Regions from separate parts of the Homo sapiens genome. Here region 1 is linked to region 2. The links are chromatin contacts, found by Hi-C in ENCODE. All regions are on one chromosome and are shown on one strand. Each heading gives the region's core, a stretch centred on a gene start or an enhancer-like site at or near the end of the contact. The rest is flanking DNA. Distances are from core to core; before and after follow the strand shown. Region 1 holds the start of LINC02743 (long intergenic non-protein coding RNA 2743). Region 2 has its middle 110 kb from the start of LINC02743.

The links. Hi-C counts contacts between places; a loop is a spot of excess contacts on that map. Pooled maps may share reads with other maps.
Region 1: a loop to region 2 is called in a map of heart right ventricle, with 2.7 times the contacts of the local background. The contact joins the promoter of LINC02743 here to the enhancer-like site in region 2. A Hi-C loop is called at or near these places in 5 of 168 maps with a recorded cell type or tissue (Right ventricle myocardium inferior, dorsolateral prefrontal cortex, heart left ventricle and 2 more) and 7 of 50 pooled maps.

The regions. Positions count from the first base shown.
Region 1 is chr11:133,808,250-133,811,911 of GRCh38, reverse strand. LINC02743 (long intergenic non-protein coding RNA 2743) reads left to right here and starts at 1,536. Exons shown (of 3, transcript NR_120444.1): 1 at 1,536-1,563; 2 at 1,743-1,835. RefSeq lists enhancers at 1,779-2,445, 2,446-3,112, 3,113-3,662.
Region 2 is chr11:133,695,676-133,699,483 of GRCh38, reverse strand. No RefSeq gene overlaps it. Among named protein-coding and RNA genes, the nearest start is that of LINC02743, 110 kb to the left of the region's middle. Within about 2 kb of position 2,068, at least 3 of the 41 ENCODE cell types and tissues checked have a DNase peak (open chromatin) inside an H3K27ac peak, as active enhancers do; they include heart right ventricle, where a contact is called at or near this core.

The DNA of each region.
Region 1 (3,662 bases), core at 287-2,786, 110 kb before region 2:
CTGTCCTTGATGGGGAGGTAGAGATGTGTTTTCAGTCTTCTTTTTGGGAGATGGAAGATTTATTTAGGAAATCAGAAGTTGCAGCTGAGTAGGAATCCATAGTTGATAGTCACTGAAGCACACTTCGGAAATGACTGGGTTGCTTTAAAGGATATCTGTGTTTACACCTGAGGCATTGTGTATTGTTCATGAGGATGTTGTGTCACTTACCAGTCAGGATCAGCAAATACGGCTTTCTGGGTCTTGTACCTGTGTAGGTCCTAGTGATGCACTGCCTCACCTGCGCAGGGCAGGCTTTTCAGATCTTCTGCCTATCACAGGGACGTTGTGGAGAATACAGCAGCTCTCCCAAAACACAAATGTCATTGATAATAACAATTACGAGCCTAAAAACCTATAAACCAAAAGAAGTATTATTCCACTCCTACCCCTATTTCCATCCCAGAGAACCAAGGTGCTAAGAAGTTAAGTGCTACGTTTAACGTCACAAAATAGCAGAGTCTGGAGTAAAACTCATGACTGGCTTCAAGGCTCATGTTTCGTTTCTCTCACACAGGCCTGAGTCAACCAAAAAGCACAACAGAACTCAACACAACAAAACACTTTGTTGCTGCTTGAAGGCTGCAGATAGCGTTCTAACCCTGCACCGTGGGAGGTGTTTCATCATCCGGTTTTTCAATTCCCCTTGGATTCACTCTTTTTAGATGCCTAGACTGTGACAGTGTGAGGTGAGAGACCTCACTTAAGGGTGTACAAATCCTCTGAATATGTTGATACTTATTTTGATGTAATGGGATTTGGTGGGAGCTTTGCTAGGGAAATCCTGGGTTAGCGTGTACTGACGGCAGTCAGGGAGTTTATGTGACAGCTGGAAAAGATATTGCTTAACCATCAATATGAAGAAGGATTAGGACAACACCTTGGATTTTGTCGTGGGTGGCTGCCCTGCGGAATTAGGGTTCAACATTCAACCTTATGTTCATTAGGTCAGTCTCCTGTCCTTCTGCCTCTCCTACTCCCAGTGCCCCACCCATTCTCCTACTGCTCGGGAAGACACAATTACACACGTACTGTTATATTTTCAGAGCACATAGGACTGTGTACTGAAGGCTTTCGTCTGCCTGTCTTTATGGATCCTTTGAAATTTCATTGTCTCATTAGAGGATCGAATTCAGTGAATGTTTTACAATTAGGTTTTTATGGATAAGAGATGGGAGAAGTACCAGTATCACAGTATCCAGTTGCAAATATCATTTATTAATCTGAGAAGGCAGAGGGATTTAGGGCTTTCTGAGTCAAACACTGAAAAGCTGAACATTTTCAGTCTTTAAAAGCTCAGGAACTGGGCCCACAGGCCAGCAGGATCACTTCCTTGCCGTGTAAATTCATGTTTTAGCTGAAGGTCCTTCTCAGTGCAGGAAGAGGCCTTTGTCAAAAGCAGGCTCAGTATGGCAGCTGTCCCAGGCCTGGCCCCATTTCCTTCCCTCCCCACTCCTCCTTTCTCGTGGTGGCTTTCTCGCTCTTTTTCTTGGTGTGGGGCTGGGGCCTCTCGGGACTTATCAGGTGCACCCATTCACTGGGCTTCACTGTATGAGATGGGGCTCAGCTGGAGGCAGCAAGTGTCGGGGGAAGAAAGGGCTGATTGAATTTGCTTTGGGACCAGCTCCAAGTCCTGCAAGGCTTGCAAATGTTTAGGGGGAGATTTCCATATCACTCTAAAGTTGCTTGTCTTTCTCCCAAAGGGAAAGGCTGCTGCCAAAAGTGGAGGACTTAAAGCTGGAGGCCGCCCCAAAGACGGGGAAATGAAGAAAACGCCGTTTCTGGAGCTCCCTGAGGTGAGTGTGTGCGCGCGAGTGCACGTGTGCTAGTCTTTGGCTCCTTGTTAATTCCCTATAACAGATCACAGTGCCGAGGAGAAGCCAGGGCGTCTCTAGGCATTTGGCCAGCAGGAGGGGCACAGTGTGATGCCTGGAGGGGAATTCTTGGAAGAAAATGGAATGCTGTAAAGTGGGAATCTTGGGTACTATGGGATGACAGGCGGGGCAGGGCGGCCGCGAGTTTGGAGTGAGCGTCCGTGAAACGAAGCAGATGAGGAAATTCAGCAGGAGGAGTCTGGATGGGGCTATTCACAGTTAGCTCTGCTGAAATCCCTTTAGGAAGTCACTTGCTGGCTTCGTCCCACATAGTTTCTAGCCTGTGGGTGGAGATCATGATCCTTTTGGAGCTCTCTGGTTCATAATTCTGTGGAGGAGGAAGATACCAAGATGAATCAGCTGCTGTCCCTGCCTGTGAAGAGCTTGTGGCTGAGCGAGGGAGACAGGTGCAAGGCTTGGAGAGACTGTGATATATCTGCCATGTCTGACTTGGTGGGAGGAAGAGCACATGACTTCTGAGGTCCTTTCTAATTCTGAGGTTCTGGGTCTTTACAAAGCCACGTCAGTGAAGTAATTCATTTATTTCTTTGATTATGTAGCAGTTACATGTTAAGTACCTTTAATAAGCCAGGCCCTGGGGCTATACTAAGAAAAAAGACTGACATTCCTCTACAAATACGGAGTTGAGAGTTTTAACAGGTTTTGAGGAGGTGGTTACAAGAGCGTTTGGTATAAGGAAGGATCAATATACATGACACCACACTCAGGGGATCCTCCTCAGGGTGCTCCGGGATGGCTTCTTAGAGCAAGTGATGTTAATTCATACCTGATGAGGATTGGCTGGGGGAAATGGGACAAGAAGGTGTTTCCTCAGTGACATCTTCAGGGAACAGAGAGCAGGGTGGCTGGAGAGGGAAAAGCTGGGGAGAAAGTGAAGACGGATTTAGACAGGAAGGGAAGCAGAAGCCAATTACATCTGGCTTTGCCCTGGATTATCTTTATCTTCAGAAAGGGGAAGTGATGAAAGGCTTTAAGGAGGAAACCATGACTCCATCAGGTCAAAAGTCACTCTTCAGAGAGGTCTTTTCTGACTGCTTCCATTGAAATTGTGTTTCCCTGATTAAGCAATCTCGAAGTACACAGAGCTTTTCCTGCAGAGCACTTACCCAACTTACAATAAAACTCTTTTTCATGTTTATTTTTTTAATGGCCGTCTCTCCCCAACGCTAATGCAAGGATCGCTGCGGCTTTCCTGGCCAGTCTCTGGCCAGTGCTCCTCCCACTGGCTGACCCCTGTGGAGATGCAGTGATGATGGGTGAACACAAATTGGGTTGGTGGTGTTTAAGGATTCTTCCACCTGAGTTGGGAATAGCTCTTTCAGAAGACCAGGTGAGAGGGAAATGAAGGTTGAAATAGGTGAGAGGCGGCAGTGACAAACGGAAAGATGCGGCAAAAACGGAGAAGCCTTCAGCGGGGGTAGAAGCCACAGGATGTCGCTGTAGGGTGGACGAGAGGAAAGGGAGAGGGATGATGCCTGGGGTTCTGGCTAGTGGATGAATAATGCTGCCATTTATTGAGAGGAGAGCTCCAGAAGAGAAGCCTCTAAGTGATTGGGGGGTGGAGAAGGTGAGTTCTGATCAGGGCCAGCTGCCCCCATGGCCAGCTTCAGGGTCACATTTGGCTTCTTTCATCTTGCACGTCAGCAGTCTCCTCACAAGCTCTATAACTGTCCCCACCCCCATCCTCTGTATGAGGCTACTTTTCCATCTGGCTCTCATATGTTCGTT
Region 2 (3,808 bases), core at 819-3,318:
CCTGTGCTTACAGAGCTTAGCTTCTCATGAGGACACAGACAACAAACAAGTAAATGGCTGGTGAATATATGGACTCCTCAATGCTTATGAGTACTTTAAGAAAAACTAAAGCACCGAGAGTGATAGCATGGCCGGAAAGGGCCTTTGTGGTGACATTGACGTTTGAGCAGCAACCTGAATATCATGAGGAAGACGGGCACATAGATCTCCATGTGACCAGCATTGTAGACAGAGGGGACAGGAGCTTCGAAGGCCTGAGGCCAGAGGCTGTTGGTGTGTTTGAGGAGCAGAGAATGTTCCAGATGGTCTGGAGAAGAGGGAGGAGGAGGAAATGCCAGATGATGTAGAAGCTTTTTGACTGACTGATGGTCTCTACCTTTTTGGCAGAGTTGAGCTGAAAGTTCATCTTTCTTTTAAGGGAGACCCTTCAACTGATGTCTTTCCATCAGCATTTCAATATTTTTCTTGGAGTACAAGGAGTGTAGAGTAGATATCTATTGCATTTGCCACCTGATATGCATTGCCTGTTCTTTGACAACTGTATTCTGCTCTCCCTCTGTAGAGCTTACCTCTTCCCCTAAATGAGCCTGGGCATTCAGAGTGGCTAAGCATGCCACTGACACCTCCTGCAATCACCACATCACATTCCTTTGGCAGCTAGACTGGATGGGGAGCCACAGGGCCTGATCTGAGCCCATGAGATACCATGAGACTTTTGCCAGGCATACTGGAAAGGAGGTTTGCTTTTTCTCACCAATTAAATGCCACGAGAATGCAGGATGTGGAATAGGTGCCACCATCTTGAATCCATACAGGGGAGCCTGTCTGAGAATGGAGCCCCCACTACAGGAACTGCAGCTGAGATAGTGAGATATGGAGTCCTGGGGACATAATCTGAGGCCTTGAATCAAGCCTTACTTGGAACCAGGAATGTATGTACCTTGAATTTTCTGTAAGCCAATAAATTCGATGATTGCTTCAGCCAGCTTGAGTTGGGTGAAAAAAAAGTTTGTTTTTTTTTGATCACTTGCAACAAGAGGAGCTCTACCTGACACAGGTGACACAAGATGGCATAGGGTGGGGATGAAGACCAGAAGCCTGGATTCAAAACCTGCCCTTGACCTTGGGCCAGGTCTTAGACCTATCTAGGCATACATTTCCTCATCTGCATAATACAAGTAATACTAGTATCTTATTGTTGGGAAAATTCATTGAATATATATAACTTCGGAAGTACCCATCATAAGTGCTATGGAAATGTCTGCTGCTGTTGTAATTATTTTTTTTCCTTTTTGCGAAATAAGGTTTCTGAAGCTAGACTGTATTGAGTGACTTACCCTAGTCACACAGGAAGTCAAAGTTAGAGTGGAAATTAGGCACCAGAATGCTCAAGGGGTGGCCTTTGGCAGTTACTCACCTACCCCAGAAGGCAGTTTGAGTGCCTGCCACATTCCAAGCACTCTATCATGCTGCTAGGATGCAGAAAAAGATGGCAGATTCTGTGAGAACCAGGGCTTATATCTCAATATTGTGTTTCCCCTCAGTTCAATGACAGGGCTCTTTGCCCAGGGAGCGATGGGGTGATTACTCAGTGGTGTTGACTTACCTTCCCTGACAGCTCAGCATTCCAGGGAGGGAAGGCATTTTCTGAAGAGGGTTTATTTGGAGAATCAGTTACCTACACAGTGAATGTGGGCCCCACTCCCAGGGCCAGGGTGCTCTCTCTTGGCCTGGTATCACCTCTGCCCTGCAGGGTGGCAGAGTCAGCAGACGGAGGCTCGGAGCTGCCTTCCTTCTCCCCGGCTTCCCCAGGCATCTGTTTCAGCAACTTGCTCTTAGTCTCATGATAAATTCATTACCAGAAAATGAAGCTGGAGTTTCCTGGTGACATAAAATATTGATGAGCGAAATAAGGACTAAGATAAATTATCAAATGTTACTTGCAGGCCCGGCTGCATTCTGTTCTGCCTGGTCTGCATACATTTGTTCTTCTCTCACCCCTTTCGATTTGTTTGGCTGGGGTTTTGTCCTTTTAATAGGAAGCATATTGGAACACCAGTGAAGTGCTCCAACCTCAACGTCACACCAGAGGGGGAAAAATAGACATGTCTCCTGGTTACTGTCAAAACTATGAAACCCAATCCTGCCACTTCACAACCTTCTGGCAGGTTCTTGGCATCCTCAAGATAGCATGAAAAACACATTGCTTCCCTGCTCAGAAGCTGCTAATGGCTTAGAATTGCTGTAGAATAAAATATAAACGCCTTAGAATGTCATTCAAGGCCCTCTATGGTTCCGTCCTAGCTTGCCTTTTCTGTCTATTCCCCCTCTGTGTTCCCAGGGCCAACACAGTTCAGTACACTTAGACTTTCGAATTCTCCAAAAACAGCATCGGTATCCAAGCAGCTGTGCTAAGTTTCTTGCCTTGAAGTGTCCCTCCTCAACTTCCGTGATGATTGAAATCTTGCCATTCCCTCAAGGACCAGCTCCGTTCACAAAATCCTCTATGATATTCTCCTACTCAGAATTAATTCACCAAAGGTAAATGTTGGTGAAAGCATTGCAAATTCAGTGCTTTTCCTCATTGCTAGTGATGGTAGGAATGGTGTGTTTACAGAGGAATGTAGCGATAGTTTTCACAGTGCTTAAATAAGTGCACAACTTTCAAGTCAGCAATTCCACGTCTGAGAATTTGTTGTAAGAAAACAATCAAAGTTGTAAAAATTAATTTGAGTATGAGGCCATTCATCATAGTGTTCTTTAGTGAAATATTGGAAAGAACAGAAAAGCCCACAAGTAGGAAATTGTTAAATAAATTGTGATACATCTGTATGATAGAATGACAGTTATCTACCCCAAAATCATGGTGCACAGAACAGTTGATGGTTTAGAAAAATGTCCACGATGTTTTTGTAAGTGAAAGAAATAGGATATAAAACTGTGTGAAGTATGGCGGGGATGGGGGAGCTGTTTGAGCTTAGAGAAAACTTTGGAAGCATATGCACCAAAATGTTGGGTTGTGGGACTCTGGGTAATTTTTAGACCATTTTCTCTTACAAGTCCACCCAACAAAGTCCTCCTAATGTCCATAACTTGCTTCTCATCTCCTTCACTTGAAACTAGCCCCCGACCCCTGCCTTTGCTCCCATGGTAGAAGAGTGCTTCAGATAATCATCCTCCATAGGCTTTAACTCTGCACATCTGCCTCCATGCTCTGATCCCCAGTTAAACTCATTCATTTGCTCTCATCTTTTGACCTCCTTTTTATACTCTCATGGTAGCGGTGGCTTTCCTCCTAAACTCTCCAAGTCCCAGGCATAAGCCATGGCTCTGCACATGTGGTGCATGGCCTCAGTAAAGGTCTGATCAACACCGGGTTCTCCAAAGTTACTTTCCAGAGTTTTACGACTAACCACATGAGATCATCTCTACTATTTTTAAGGCCTATAAGGATGTGGTGGGGAATGGTTTCCAGCAGGGGTTTTCAGCCATCTTCTCTGACATGTATATATCCCAGACATTTATGTGTATGTGTGTGTATTTATTAGAAGGATTTGGCTTATGAAGGCTGCAGTCAGCAAGCTGGAGACCAGCAGGCTCAAAACCCAAGAAGAGCTAAGATTCCAGTTTGAGTCTGAAGGCAGGAACAGGCCAGTGTCCCAGATGAAGGCAGTTGCATTGAGAGTCTACTCTTGTTTGGGGGCAGGTTAACCTTTTCTGTTCAGACCTTCAACGGGTTGGATGAGGCCCACCCACAGTGGGGAGGGCCATCTGCTTTACTCAGTCTACAGATTTAAATGTTCATCTC